Linked DNA regions of Mus musculus: region 2 is linked to region 1. Evidence: chromatin loops called from intact Hi-C (ENCODE). Cell type or tissue: heart. All regions are shown on one strand.

Region 1 (8,000 bases):
AGCGCCAAAGAGAGAAAGGGCAAATGCTTACAACGTGGATGAACACAAAGTTGTAACTCTGCCAACTATAAATTGTTTTATAATTTAAAAATCCTTCTACAACCCCATGTTAAAAAATCTGAAATGTAAATTATGCAATAAAAAGTAACAATAACGTAGGCAAAAACTGCATTTGGCAAGGAGAATTCATGAGTGCAGCAGGATTGTCAAACCATATTGCATTATCTTATATAATACCCCTATAGTATGAGTGTGACCTCTGAGCTGGTGGTAGTGCATTCCTGTAAGCCCAGCACCCAGGTGGCTGAGGCAAGAGGACAAAAGCAAGGCCAGGGAGAGCCATCCCATAAACAAACAAACAAACAAACAAACAAACCAACAGACTAAGCACGACTTCTAAGTAAGAGAGAGAAAGAGCCAACCGTTCCAAGAAACAAACGTAGAATACAAATGTAGTGTGCAATGTTGCTAGTCCACTGAGAGGAACGCCCCTAGCAACAGTGACAAAAGAGCAGGGATCCTGAACCAAAACAACCTGTTAGGGCCAGCCTGAGACGCAGAGTGCCAGCCAGGCTGATGAGAGCAGTGTGCACTGAGGCCCGGCCCAGCAGTTTCCTGCTTGGTTTGTGCTCTCTCCCTGGATGAGCCTCTTCACTTGGCACTGATTCTGTACCTTTACAAATCCATCCTGACGTAGGCATTTTGTTTTTATTTCAAAATGTTAGATCCTTAGGTGAGGTTGGACATCATTCTAAGTCCGTCTTTTGTTTTATTTCCTGTTTTGGAAGCAGAAAGGTCTTACTTTTTGTTCCTTACTGGGATTTTATGTTCTCCAGATCATCTGATAGCTACTATAGTTGTGTCAGCTATCTTTCTGGTTTGACATTTCTGACAGAGAAAAACAATTTGAATGGCTGGACACACTATTCATGACTGTCTCATCCATGGGTGGTATGTCTGAGATTAGAACCCAGGCCTTTCTGACTTCATAGCGCATGTCCTTAAATGGTTTGTTGAACAGAAAGAATGAGTTTGACTCCGGGTACATTGGTGACAGGGGCCATGACAGGGAATCTCAACTAATGTATCTGACCTCTGACATGTAAATATGTCAGATTTTATAATATCTATCCATGGCCTTTCCTCTACAGCTTCATATGTTATGTGATAGCTTAAATATAAACCAAGTTTTCCAGGACAGCATAAGACAAAATAGATGGCTGCATTTTAAGACTAGGGTCTCTAGAAATTCTAATGCCCTTGCCCTTGCGTCCAGGGATCAAGGCTCTTTTCTGGGCTGAGGCAGAAATCTCACCTTTGGATATATGGGGTTTTTCCATGAGACTGATAATCTGACCTTCCCATAGGAGGCACTTGATAAATGTTTGCTGTAAATGATGAAATGCTTCTTCTCAGTTTTCTAAGTTGTTGAGAAGAAACTTTTCCAGTCAAAATTAGAGAGACCAAAAATTTCCACACACAGTGAAATAATTTTATAAAGAAAAAAGACTTAAAGAGTTTTCTTCAAGTAAATGCTATTATTTTGTTTTTTTTCTTTTTGTTTGTTTTTTTCAGACAGGGTTTCTCTGTGTAGCCCTGGCTGTCCTGGAACTCACTTTGTAGAGCAGGCTGGCCTCGAACTCAGAAATCCGCCTGCCTCTGCCTCCCGAGTGCTGGGATTAAAGGCGTGTGCCACCACCGCCTGGCGTAAATGCTATTTTTATTCTCACAGAAATCTAAAAGTTGAAAAGCAACACACTTGCTTCTATTGAGAACCAATTTAAAAGCCAAGTAGCAGTGTCACACCTTTAATCCCAGCAGTCAAGACACGGAGGCAGGTGGATCTCTATGAGTTATGGGTCAGCCTAGTCTACAGAGCAAGTTCCAGGGCAGCCTGGGCCACCCAGAGAAACACTGTCTCAAAACAGAGAGGAAGGGAGGGAAGGAGGGAAGGAGGAAGGGAGGAAGAGGGGGGGGAGGGAAAGAGAGCCAATTTAATTAAAATAAAGTTGGCTGTAAAGGAGATTCCTATCAATGGAATTGAATGGAATGAATCACATTTCTCTATAAAGTTCCAGTCTGACCTGGTAGCAAAGATGTCCCTAAAGTACTTAAAAGTCATTTAAGATGAAAAAGATCGATTTTTTTCCAACTCAGACAATAAAATTGTATTTCAAATAAATGACAAAATTAAAACTTCACATACAAAGTCCCATATAACTCCTGCCCTGAGAACAAAGCTATAGTAAAAGAAGCTTTATGTGGCTGTTGCAATAAATACTGTAGCCTTTTCTGATTAAGGTAAGCAGCCCTTTCCAAAGGGCTTCTGAAATTAATTATTTTGTGGAAAACTGCTATCATCACTTTTTTTCACTTCTTTTTTTTAATTAGCATTTAACTCCCATCATTATTTATAGTCCAGGGGAAGACTGTATGGGAACTATTAATAGTATTCTTTAGTCTATGAAGAAATATAATTTTCAAATATTTGTGACTAACTCAGCCAGGTTTTGTTGTTAGGAGTTGGTAGAGACATGTAAACAACATGTGGTCCCAAGACCCTCCCAATCAGCTCCCCCAATCAGTGGCTGGGAGATATACACAGAAAAAGAACATGAACTCAATAAGATATTAGCTGTTATTGGGCAGAGAGACCACATAGGAGGAACACGGAAAGGGGCATTTTTTAATCTTTACTTGGTGGATAGATAAGAGATATATAAGAAATGCCTTAAGGAGGAGGTAACATTTGAATGAATACTGGAGGAAAATATGAAGCATTTTAATAGCTAGGATTGTTTGATTAAACAATCAAATTTTTATCTTCTCAGAGAGATATAATTAGCATAATAAAGCAGCCTACTATGACAGATAGATATTGCTTAAAATACAAGCACTTCTCATTATGAATAACTAACATATAAAATAACTCATTCCATACTTCTTCTCTGGCTCATGACAGAACAGGAAGCGCTCTGAAACAGCAACTGAGCTGCCTGTGGCTGACAGCCCCACCTGGTGGTTGTGTGGGGAACCTCCTGCCCCTATACTCAATTTCTTCTGAGTAAGGAAGGATGCAATGTGGGCCATTTGGTTCCCCTCCCTCCCTCTCTCCCTCCTTTTGTCTCTTCTTTTCTTCTACATCTCTAGTACATGTCCCTCAGTACACAAATATTTGTTTATATTTTCCCAGTGAAGAGCCATAGGATGAATTGTTAACACAAAGCACATTTCTATTTATTGTCCCCAGTGCCTTTAGCTCGGCCATCATAGTATGAAGGGGAAGCACAAATAATGCACATCTGCCACACTTACCATCTTTTGCACTACAGTCAAATGCTCCATAAGGAGACAGCTGCTCCATCAACTATTTATTTAAAAAAAGAATAAATGTACTGTCCTTTTCTCCGAAACAAGTGGCTTCCCTGAGAGTAGGTCCTAAGTAGCCCTGCTGGCCTCAAACTCACTGTACTACTTTGGATGGATGTGAGTTTTTGATCCTCCTGCCTTTACTGCCCAAGTACTGTGGGTTCATTGGTACTTGCCACCATGCCTACTTATTTTCAAGTTCTTAATCTGCTGCCTTCAGTTTTATCTGTAAGCACACTCAAGAGCTATGCTACTTCCACATACTCTGGTAGTTGAGCCAAGGGAACCTATACCATGTTTGTTTAGGACTACCCACCTGGACAGCTAACGGCACAGAGACACAAACAACAAGCCAAACCCCAGAGTATCCAAATACCTTTTCTTCCTTTAAAACAAACAAACCAAAGACCCCTTTATTTTCATTTAGTATTGGTGGGGGGGGGGGGGTGAGGGGGTGACAGACATGTTTGCCACAGAGACAACTTGGCGCCCTCCTTCCTATCACCTCTGCCTCCTTTGCAGACTCGGGCCTCAGGTTCGTCATCAATGGCTCTACTGAGCATCTCACTGCTGCCTTTTTCCTTATACTTTAACTTAGGTGGTCTTGGTTTTGCTTTTTTTGGTACTTGAAGATGCTGACCTTCAAGATTTTTAAAAATGTACTCAATTGTGTTTTTCTGGACTATGTAACCATTTAAGATTCAACCCCACTGACTTGTGGGGGAAGTGATAGGAAGACTACAGAGAAGGCAATGTCAGAACAGTCACAGGAACAGCAAGGAAACACCAGAGGGGCCAAAGTCAAGATCTCAAAAGGGAATATAAGAGAAACATCGGGAAAAACTGGTGATAACCTTAGATGGTTGTAGAGGCTTTAGTGAGTCCTGCTTCTGTCTCCTCATTCAATATGACCACACAGAGCAGAGCCCCATAAAGGCCCCTCAGCTGACATCCCCCTCACACTCACACTTCCTGGGCCGTCTCTACTTAAATCTTTATTTATCTAAACATTCATCCTCCCAAGGTTTTCCTTGTGAAAGAAAGGGTCCTTAAGAAGTCTGCAGCTGCTATTTAGAACATTCTCTCAATCCAGAGCAGTGGTTCCCAACCTTCCTAGTGCTGCAACCCTTTAATACAGTTCCTTATGCTGTGGTGACCCCCAACTATAAAATGATTTTCGTTGTTTCCTCATAACTGTAATTTTGGGATTATTATGGAATTTCCCCATGGTCTTCCGTGGTCCCTTTGAAAGAGTCGCTACCCACAGGGTGAGAACTGCTGATCTAGAATAATTTACAAATTGGTAAAGGAGGGTAAAAGAAGGAAAGTAAAGCCGGGAGTGGTGGCGCACGCCTTTAATCCCAGCACTAGGGAGGCAGAGGCAGGCGGATTTCTGAGTTCGAGGCCAGCCTGGTCTACAAAGTGAGTGCCAGGACAGCCAAGACTACACAGAGAAACCCTGTCTCGAAAAACCAAAAAAAAAAAAAAAAAAAAAAAAAAAAAAAAGGAAAATAAATGAAGGAGCCAGAAGAAATATGAGGTTTAGTATAAAGAAATGTTAGCAAGAAAAATGATAGTGTTTTCCAGCCGAATACCTCTCGTTATTAAAAGCATTAATTAGAGTAATAAAATATGGCTTTGCACACTCAGGACAGACTGGGCAACACCTATCACCCCTGCTCCCTGACTGAAATCACAAAAATGTTATTTTGAATTTTTTTCCTTTTCCAAGTTAACTGTGTCATTATCCAGAAGAAATACCTAAGCTAAGCTTTCACTGTACTCTTTAGCTTTAAATCTAGGAAAGTGAGGAACTTAGCATTGACCTCTCTTGCCAAAGTGTTGCATACTTTGTTTAATATGGTACTTGAAGGCCTCAGTTTAAAGACACTTGAGAGGTACAAAGTATCATTATCTTAATTACTATTATTATAAGGCTCCAGAGCTTAGACTGGCTATATTCTGGTGTCTAATATACTAAGTAGTCATCTATGACCTAGGAAGGTGATTTCCAAGTGTCACATGTAGGTCCACTGCCCCTGCATATCTGTGGAGAGCCACACCCAACAGTCATAAGGGGTCTAGAGTCTGGCTTTTTCTGGGACTGCTGAATCCCAGAGAAAGGATGGGCTGACTCCTTCCTAGGAGAACAATTCACAGGATTCAAGTTAAGGGCAGAGTTGCAGAAAGGCCATCATATGTATCCTGGGGAAAATTAGGTAATAACTCCAAAATAAATGAGTAATGAGCAGACATTAAGCCATGAATTAATTCTCAGAGTTTGGGGGCTGTTCAATGCCTTATGAAGTTAGTGAGAATATCTGCATCTCCCCACCCTACTTCTAATTGGGTAGGTCTGAATGGGTTCAAAGAATCTACACTACTAAGGAGTTCCCAAGGCTCTGATTCAACGTGTTCAATGTACTGAAGAGGTCTCAAAGACAGGCACACCCGATGGGATAGATTAATTAGCTCTAACCATAGACTCGATTAAATAGCAACCTGAGCTGCTATAGTTTGGAATACCAATTCCAAAGTCTTGACCGAAACCAAGTTGGCTCGAAGAAGCTGTTTCAGAAATGCTATGCTGAGAAGTCCACATGTGTATGGACAGAATAAAGCAGAAGAGGTCTTGTTAGCCAGCACAGGTGGTATAGGCGTGACAGTGAACCAAGAGAATGCTCAATAAAAACATCTGAGTATCTGAGTATTGGGGAGCATCTTGTGAACAGGCCTCTGTGAAGAGGAGCATCCAAGAAGCAGGATCCAAAATCTGAACAAGCTTTGCTTTCTTAAATGCTAAAGTCACAGTAAAAAAAAAAAAATACACCCTCCACAACTTCAAGTGAAATGCTGCCAGGTGTTAATGTATCAAAGTGTTACTCACTAAGAATAACACACAAAACTGCTCAAGTGATTGCTGAAAGGTTTTACTATGAAGACAGAGATAGGAGACCAGGCTCAGTGAAGAAAGGATGGCTATGGAGAACTCAACTCTCCACCCACTCTCAGCCCCCAACTAAATTAAAGGCTGAGCTGGCAAGGACTAGCACATGAAAGTTACTGTAAAACTTTATGCCAAAGCCTGGTGTAGAAAGCAGCCAAAAGAAGTGAATCTGTCATTGCCTCGATGCCTGCCTGGTAGCTGGTGACCATCCTCCAAAACTCCTCAGGTCACACCTCTTCATGGACCTGACTCTATTTTAACTCTGCAAGAACAATCTGCAGTGATGACAACAGTGGGTTGGCTATTCTGGTATCACACCAGTATATGGCGACTCCAATACCAATACTGCTGTTGGTGTTAAGAGCTTGAGTTCAAAGTGGGGAGCAGCTCCAGTCGTCCTTGGCTCACTCCCATTCTTGGAATGTCCCATTCTTCCCTGTATCTTCAGTCAGTCACCCTGGCACCTCCTGTAATTTTCCCTCTACATGCCCAAACCAAAGAAAGCTCAGGGAAGGGGAAGAAGTCCTTGAATTTAAGGGGCTTCTTCCCCTCCTACAAAGGGTTAGAGGGGAGTTATTGAAGAACAGATCAAAGATAATGCTGAGGCTGCTGCACAGAAATGAGTAGTTCTACCCAAGCAAGTGCTTTGCACATGGCAAAAGTGACCCACAAGCCCTACTAGTCACAGAGTGCCAGTTTCAGGGCATCCAGGTCTATGGCCAAAGTCCTTCAGGAAACAGGGCTCTTGGCCCTAAACTGTTTAACCAAGTGAGTTACTAAGCTGCAGGTTCGTCTTCTGGTAAGGGTGCTATGTGCAAACTCCTAGAGCATCCATGTCTCAGGAGAACGTATCACCCTGAGTGCGTGATTTGGAGTGTTGTATACCATGCAAACCTCTCCATTCTCCAGGGAGAGTGCTCAGGGCTCAGTGCTCACGACAAAAATGATAAAAATCCATGTGGGAACTCCAGCTACCAAAATTGGGAGGCCTGGTGTCCCAAGAACCTGGCAACTTTCCTTTCTAAGAAATGGTTTGAACTCCATTTTCTTTTTGGGAAAAAGTCCAGAGGCTGATTAGGCAATTGATGCAAATAAATTGTAGTCTGTCAAAAAAAGGGACCAAACCCTGTTTATAATTATCTTTTTGTAAATGATACTTGTTTTCATGTTTGTTCTTAGTATTAGTAATTAGTTATAGCTCACTTTCAAAGAACTGCCGAGAAATGTGAATATGGAGCAGGTACACAAGCTGTTAATCTGAACGTGATCTTGAAAGAGAACGGAGTGGCTCAGTCCTGGATGCTGCCAGGACTAAGAAGTGACAGTGTCCCCCCTCATCACCACATGCTCAAGGCCAGTCCACTGTGGTTCCTGGGAGTCCGGAAAAGTAGAGAGTTCATAGATGTGAACCTTAGAATCAGGGCAGGCTGGAGTCCAATAGCCCCTGACATTTACTTGCACTGTAATTTACTTTGCCTGTCTGAACCACAGCCTCTTCACTTGTAAAATATAGAAGTATGTCACCTACTTCAGATGGGTCTTCGAAAGCATGAAATGAGATCACATATGCAAAACATCTAGAACACTGGCTTACATATCCTCAAAGAAATCTGTTCCCTTTGTCCCTCTTCTACTGCTAACATTTTAGACAAGTAACGAGCCTCCCCATCTATAATAGCAGATA
Region 2 (8,000 bases), 360 kb after region 1:
AGTCCCTCATCACAAGCCCTGTCAACCTAGCTCGGCTGAGGAGCAGTCTACTCCCAGCTGGCCTGCACTCTGGAGGAGGGGTCAGTGTCTAGGAGACCAAGATGGCCGAGAAGGCATCTTACACTAAAAAGCAAATAGATCTGAGACTAAATGGGCCATGTGATCTAGATATGTGATGTTGGATCCTACACTAAGAAAAGAGACAGAGCCTAGATTCTGGGCAGCCTTGCAGAGCCCCTCGGGCCCAATGGGGCCTTGTTTTGTGCTTTCCCCAACCCCACAGCCTGCCTTGTTTATTTGTTCAGCAGGTTTATTTCAGCCATGGCACAGCCTGTTCCAACTCTGGAACATTTATGAGATGAGCCAATTTTTAAAAATCATACAAAATAAATGATTTCTCTTGGAGCTAAAGGGTGGGGCTGCCAGGGTGGGAGACAGGTTTCTGGCTGGCTCTGGGCAGTTTTTGGTTTATCCTTCAATATATTCTTTCCCTCTCTTGCCCATGGGAACCAAAGGGGCTGCCATGGGATTTCCTGCCTCTATTTCTCCAGACTATGATGTGGAAAGATTGGGACATTCAACCGTAAGATTTCCGGTTCTCATCTCCACCCTCGTTAGTTCCACTCCAGAGCCTGGCTCTAAACCACTGCATTCAAGCCACAGCCCCATCTAACTGGTCAGTCTCGGGATGCAGATGTCGGAATGCGACCTGGGCATCCCACTCTCTCTGTAGCAGCTTTCTCTTCCTCTCTGCTTATGAATTCTGGCTTTATCCTTCAAAGTCCAGCTGTCACCTCTAAATCCAACTGTCTTCCTTGTAGTTGGCCGGCTATTAAAAATATTTCTTTTCAAAGTCCAACCAGGATTAACAGGACAGTTAAAAATGTCAAGTTTCTTTTTTTCTGACTAGGATATTAACCCAGCATAGTGATGTTAGGTATCTCAGTTGATCTGAAATGATTATTTGTAGCTATGAGGGTATTTTATCACCAAAAGACTAGAAATTAAAGATTGATACGTTCAATTTGGGGACCAAAAAAAAATCCTTTATTCAAACCTTAGTTTAAGCAGGTTTAACTGTAATCCTAGCACTCCAGACTGAAGGAGGAAAACTGAGGGTTCAAGGCTAGCCTGAGCTACATAGCAAGACTGTCTTTAAAAAAAAAAAAAAAAACAACTAAAAATCACAGCCATGCATCTCAACCAACTGAACACATTGTTAAGTATTCAAAGGATGGATAAGAGGAGTCCTTGTGGTGAAGGGACACTGAGAGGTCCTACCCGGCCTTTTGACACATGCCTGACTTGTTTCCCTAAAAGACCAGGTCCACAGGAGGCAACCTCAAGGATAGATGCTTGAGGTCAGTGACGCTCTCCAGCTCCCGAGATTACTGCACCCTCTGCCAATCCAGGCCAGTAATCCCATAACAATCAATTTAGGAGCTGTCCCAGCCCCAGGCCCTGGATGCCTCAATGATGGCATGTCCTCACTCAGGGAGTGCGGTGGCTGATGAGAACATGGGGCCATGGCAGTGTGTCCTGGACTCCAGTGCCCACACCAGCACTCTCTGGGGCAGCTTGGGACAGCTCCCCCAGAAGCCTGGCCAGCTGTGGGAGGTACTGTTCTTCTTTTCCAAGATTAGCTCAGACTTCAAACACCAACCCTGGGCCTGCTCCCTGCCAATGAAAACAGTATGTCAGGAGCCTCTTTAGGTATCTGGAGGACAGCTCCCTCGGCTCCGCCCTTCCTCATATGAGGTCATTGAATTGGGATGACAGAGCAAACAGTGACATGCGCTAGGACTTGTTCCCAGAATGATTGCAGGGATTCTCCAGGCCTTCTGTCCTCCCCACTTCAGAATGTGTGGGCAGTAAGCTCAACTGTACTTAGTAATTGGGTTTCTCGGCAAAGAGAAGGTAGGGCCTGGATAGACAGACACTAGCACAACCAATTCCTTCGAAGCCTCAACACACTTTCGCACCATTCTAATGTGACTTAAGGCGGGGAGGAATTCCATACCCCACTCTACAGAGGCGGAGGAGAAGGTGAACAGTTCAGCGTTCCGTTGCTTAGGCAGACTCAGGCTTGCAATTATTTTGTCAATAGTTTTGTTACATCTTCCTGCTTTACCAGAGTTTCTTAAAACTTGACTTTGGGAACCTTAAACTTCCTACTCTTTGCCTTGCTGTCTACCAACAACAGTTTTGAGCCACGGTCTCACATATACTAGGCTGGCCACAGACTCCCTATTAACCAAGAATCCTCCTGTATCTATGTCCTGGGTACTGCGATTAGGTGTGTGCTACAATGTTCCCAGGGCTTTGTGTGCACCTGGCTGGCACCTGGCTGTCACCACCTGAGCAAGCTATAGTTTCCAGCCCTGCTCTTAACTGGACCCACACTGAAAGTTAACTTTGGGAGCAGGGGATGGGAATGGCTCAGCATGGAAGAGGGCTTGCTCGATAAGCATGAGGACCCAGGTTTGAACCCCTAGATGGACACAGCTCCATGTGCCTGTATTTCCAGCATTGGGAGGGGCGGGGAATTGGGGCAGGAACGAACAGATCTAGAGAGCTCAATGGCCAGTCAGCTTGCCCAAAACAGGGTTTCTGGTTTAGCGAGGCAAACTAGGTGTGTCTTCAAAAGTCACTAGTTTCCAATCTGTTTCCTTCAACATCAATGACAGCCATGCCCTTTTTGCCACTCAAGTACGACAGAGGACAGATCTGGGGAAGGAGAGGTGTGAGAATCCTCTGTAAACCATAAAGTTGTAAGAGCACTATGGGATGGCCCAAATCTCCCACTGACTGTTCTCCCTGTGACTGGCGAATGACTCTCAAGGAGAAAACAAGGGCAGAAACGATGGGTTGGAAAGAGATTTGGGGAGCAGCCTCTGGTTGGAGAGGGATTTGGGGCACAGCTGTTGGACCTTGGCTAAGTCCCCGGGCTAGCGCGCTGCTTCAGGTGTCAGGTTTGGAAAGACACTGCTGCGCTGAAACAACTTGCTTCCCTCAACTTCCTTCAGAAGACTGGCTCTCTTTGATCCTTTTTTTCTGACTTGGAGCCTTTTCCTCAGACTTTGCAAGTTAGCTGAATAGTCGTGGTTCTCTACTGCCCTCGTGTGGTTGCTCCCTAACATTGCTGCATGGGCTTCGGAAGGGATCTGAGGGACAAAAGCCAACCTGACCAAGGAAAGCAAAGCCAAGCTTCCAAATCAGCACTGTCCAGGGCCAGCAGAAGACTTCTACCCCAATTAAAGTCAGCATCTTGAAGCCGGTGCTCCTCCATGGGAGGGGGCGAAGCTACTGTAGTGGGGAATGCTGACAACAGAGAGGCCACATGTGTGAAGACAGGGACAGAGGAAACTGGACTACAGGCTGGCTGTTCAACTTCTCTGTGAACTGAAGACTGTTTTAAAGGGACACTATTTTTAAAATGACACTTCGAAGAAAATAAAAACAATTTTACCAATCACAATTTTCTAATATATACACCTCTAGGTACAGTCACTCCTTGTTAACCATGGCTACCCAGGGTCCCCTGCACATGCCCAAATCACACCATGTTTGCTTAATAGAGCTCTAAGAAAACAGCCTACTTCAAAAGAAGAGGATTTGGGGGGGTGTCTGTTATTGAGAGAGGGTTTACTATGTAGCCCTGGCTGGCTTTGAAGTTACCAGGCTGGCCTCAAAGTTGGAGATTTAGATTATCAGCATACCTAATCAGGTGGTATAAAGGGCATGATAAAAGCACGCCAGGACTCATGATGACCAAAAAAGTACAGAAAGCCTAAGCGTATTGCAGGGATTTGATCCTGGGGAACCTTCAGGCTTCAGAGCCAGGCACTCCGTGTAAGGGTGTATCCGATGGCAGCAGAGCCAGCTAGCAGACAGGGGAAACCTGGGAAGAGGCCTGGCGTGAGGGCAGTGTGGTTTAAAGCTTTACTTGAACAATCTGAACCAGATGAGAGGGATGAAGAAGCTGCCCTCAGGAAGGAGCCATTTCCCTTCACATGCCAAGCTGGCTAACTCTTCTCCCGATGCCAAGTGCTATGGAGGAGAAAGCTGGCCTCCCATGGAATAGAGGTCTCAGATCCACCATGAAGCATGGTGTGGCAAACCCCTTAATCCAAGGCATGGCGAGGTCTGCTAGAGAACAGAGACATTGTGAAAACTTAAAGAGACAAGTCTCAGGATCAAAGAATGGTTAGTCACAAAGGAAGACCATTCTGGTTTGATAGCGTGACCCACTCACCAAAGGTCAACGGGCCTTATGTCATTTCCCAGAAGCTCAGCATCTGGTTGGATCAAATCCTGTATGGGATTCAGCCCCAACACGCCCCCCTCTTCCTCCAGGAAGATCCCTGCTTCTGACTGCCACAGAGCTGGCAGGCTTCCCTCTGGCTTCCATTTTTTCAGGAAGCCATCTACAGCTGCTGGTCCCTGTCACATGCTATGTGGTGGGTGGCGGCGGCAGCTTTTCAATGGTAAAACAGATTTCAGGTTACAGCTAAGGGCTTCAAAGTTAGTTCAGAAATGTGTTGGATTTCCAAAGACGGCTAACCCTTCCAGTTCTAGGGATGTAGTAAGGGCTTAGACTTCAAGGGGCTAAGCTTCATTCCAATTCCTATTTGTTTTGGAACAATTCTAGGAAGAATGTTTATGGCAAGCAGTCAAAAACCACTGATGGAATGTGCTAGGTACTTTGTATGGTAAGAAGTCTCTGATCTCAAAGAGTTTTGGTCTCAAGAAGAGGACACATACCTCGTGCTAATACTTTACTCTGCTTTTTCCTTCCCAAAGCTTTGCTGATGCCTGTCCACTGCACTGCCCTGTCATTTCTGCTATTAGATGCTACTGCCCTAAAGTCACACAAAGCCACTATGCTCAAGTAAACAAAATTTAGACATATGTGGTGGTGGTGGTGGGAGTGTGGAACTCTTAGCAGTCAAGAGCCCTTACTGCTCTTCTAGAGGATAGGAATCTGTTCCCAGCGGCCATAACTCACAGCGTCCTCCAGCAACCAACCCCACGGGCTGCAACATCCTCTCCTGGACGTCCGCTGTAGGCACCTGCACATGCACCATAAACTCACACAGAAGAGACAAACTGCACGCTTCTTAAAAAGGGAATATGTATTTTAGGGACTGGCTGTAAGGGAAGGGATTCTCAGCAAGGGCAGCCCCCAAAAGAATACTATGTAGGAAGTCCATTTGCTTCTAAGCAACTCCAGTCTGACCAGAGAAGTCAACCCAGCTGGAACATGGAGATTCCTAAAAAACCAGATACAGTAACCCAGACCCTGCCATCCGGGGGTCAAGACTGAATACACTAGGAAAATCACTTCACTCCTTGGATGGAGGTGGGAGGGGGTGGGGAAAGGTGTGACCGTGGGAGGGAAGCTCCCCCCCAAAAAAAGGATGGAGGGGGGGATACAGGACATAAAATCACCCTAGCAACTATGTACAAATTATGATTTTCTCTTTTTTTTGTATTTAGAGTCATCAAATTTAGCAATTTTCTTTTTTTATTAGATATTTTCTTCATTTACATTTCAAATGCTATCCCCAAAGCCCCCTATAGCTTCCCCACCCTGCTCCCCAACCTACCCACTCCCACTTCCTGGCCCTGGCATTCCCCTGTACTGGGGCATATAATCTTTGCAAGACCAAGGGCCTCTCCTTCCTCCGATGGCCGACTAGGCCATCCTCTGCTATATATGCAACTAGAGAGACAGCTGGGGGGGGGGTACTGGTTAGTACCAGAGCTCTGGGCTACAATTTTCTTCAATTAAGGAAAGTGTGTTTTCATCTCACATAGACTCCTTTTTTTTTTTCTTTCAAATTATGGTTTTCAAGGCATCTTCATGTACATCTCATGGTCTCTCAGAATACCTCAGCAGGAGAGACATACATTTTTATATTGTTCCCAGTTTAGGGGAATCCTACTGTGTACCGACACTTACTCACTCTCAGGACCCTTCAGAAGCAGAAGATAATGACTGGAGTTGTCATTACCACTCTGCAAAGTCAGAGGGACCCTGGCGAGCCCTCCATCACCACAGTGTTCGCTTTGCTTGTGGTTTCCAGGCACACACAGCAAGCCTCTGGATTAGGGAAGGCTGCTCTTTCCTTTAGAATGCATTACAAGGCCTGTGCTTATGATAATGGAGATGTGCCTGCTGGGATGGAGACATATGGACATGCCATGACACACACATGGAAGCCAGTTCTCCTACCATGTGGGTCCCTGGGATTGAACCTGGGCTGTCAAGCCTAGTGGGGAGTGCTGTTACACACTGAGCCATCTTGCCTGCCCTTTTCTTGGAACAAGCCATCTCCCTGAAGCTCACTGGCTCAGCTGGGTTGGCTGCCTAGTAAGCTTCAGGGATCCATCTGTCTCTGCCTCCCCATGCATGCGGTCAACAGGCACAGTGCAGCCACGCCACACCTAAGTGTTAACTGTCAACTGCATAGGATCTAGATTCCCTTAGGAGACAAGCCTTTAGACATACTGTGAGGGTTATGTTGACTGTGTGGGAAGGCACACTAATAATAGGTGGCACCATTTCCTAGACTTGTGTCCTAGACTGTATAAGGAGAGCAAGGACTGGTGAGACTGTGTAAATATGCTTGCTGCTGAGCCTGAGGACCAGCGTCTCCTGACCTTCACATCCACACCACACACATAACCAATAAACGGGTAGTTTAAAACAGAAGAAAGCTAGCTGAGCACAGACATTCACACTACCCACTTCCTAATGGCAGAGGCGATGCAACTATGCCTCAAACTCCTGCTGCTTTTTGACTCCCTTCAGGGTACAGATGTTCCCCAGCCGTAAGCAAACTGAAACCCTTCCTTAGGCTGATCTGCCAGGATACTTTATCACTGGCGAAGGTGGTAAGGTCCATGCTGTCTATCTGCAAGGGTTCTGTGTGTCCAACTGTCTGGGCTGCCTTATCAGGTAGACACTGGTGAGCTCTTACTGGGCTCTGATTTCAGTGGAAAGTATATTGGTTCATTCTGAATTGGTTGTTGTATACTCTTTCATTTCACAACATTTGGATGGAGCACCAACTAGTTTTGAGAATACTTATTAGCATTCTCTGCCCCTGCCATTACTTGTTTTGTTTTTCTGTATCCTCTCCTGTTTTTTACAACCTAGCCCCTTTCACTTTACACGTCTATGACTGCTGGATGCTAAAGACTAGGAAGACAAAGACATTTGTTCCCTCCAGCCCAACAGGATGCAGGTGGCAGGGGAACTCCCCATGGTGCACAACACCCTCAGAGGGGCAAGACACAATACCCTCACCATGGTTTGTAAGAAACCTTGTTGGCTCAGTTCAGAAGACTCACAGAAGGAGTGACCATCTGGTGTCCTGAGCCCCCTCACACATGACACAATGAACCAAAGGAGCTACTCTCATAAGCAGCAAATTCCACCAAGCTAGAAAGTTGGCTGCAACTTGCATGGGAGAAACTAGTAAGTAGAGAAATAGATGCAGAGTGTTTGAAGGAAACATCATTTGCCCCTCCAGCTGGCTTTATTTTTTGTTGTTGTTGTTTGTTTTTCGAGACAGGGTTTCTCTGTATAGTCCTGGCTGTCCTGGAACTCACTTTGTAGACCGGGCTGGCCTCGAACTGAGAAATCTGCCTGCCTCTGCCTCCCGAGTGCTGGGATTAAAGGCGTGAGCCACTACGCCCGGCTTCCAGCTGCCTTTATGTTTGATAGTTATGGTAATTTAATTTGCAAGTATTTGATCAAAGAGGGTGAGGGCAAAGTAACTTTTGACATACCTAAATTGCCTATTCTTCTCCTTATTAAACTAGAAGTCCCAGGTGACAGAACAAAAAGATTATGAACGGGCAGCCAATTTTAACTGGAATTTACAAGTATTCAACAAAAGAAATTATAAAATTTTCAATTAAAAATGCTATCAAAACTTTTTAAAGGTATTAAAGAGGAAATTCATGAGAACTTCTGGGCTGGTGAGAAC

Evidence for each region. Peaks named below come from ENCODE experiments on the same cell type or tissue, not always from the same donor. Only the 100,000 strongest peaks of a DNase experiment are listed, where the experiment ranks them.
Region 2: it touches region 1 in a loop (2.6-fold over the local background); 4 of 42 quality-filtered maps call a loop at or near these places.

Annotation. Positions count from the first base shown.
Region 1 is chr5:31,921,766-31,929,765 of GRCm38, reverse strand. The region is part of intron 7 of Babam2 (BRISC and BRCA1 A complex member 2); the gene reads right to left. Among named protein-coding and RNA genes, the nearest start is that of Gm52770, 73 kb to the left of the region's middle. In heart, a CTCF peak has its summit at 3,016 (motif pointing left); no DNase peak of the experiment used is centred here.
Region 2 is chr5:31,558,870-31,566,869 of GRCm38, reverse strand. It overlaps a transcript of Slc4a1ap not described here. Among named protein-coding and RNA genes, the nearest start is that of AI839979, 8.5 kb to the left of the region's middle. In heart, a CTCF peak has its summit at 3,123 (motif pointing left); DNase peaks (open chromatin) are centred at 209, 1,589, 3,139, 4,389 and 1 weaker place; H3K27ac peaks cover 2,050 bases.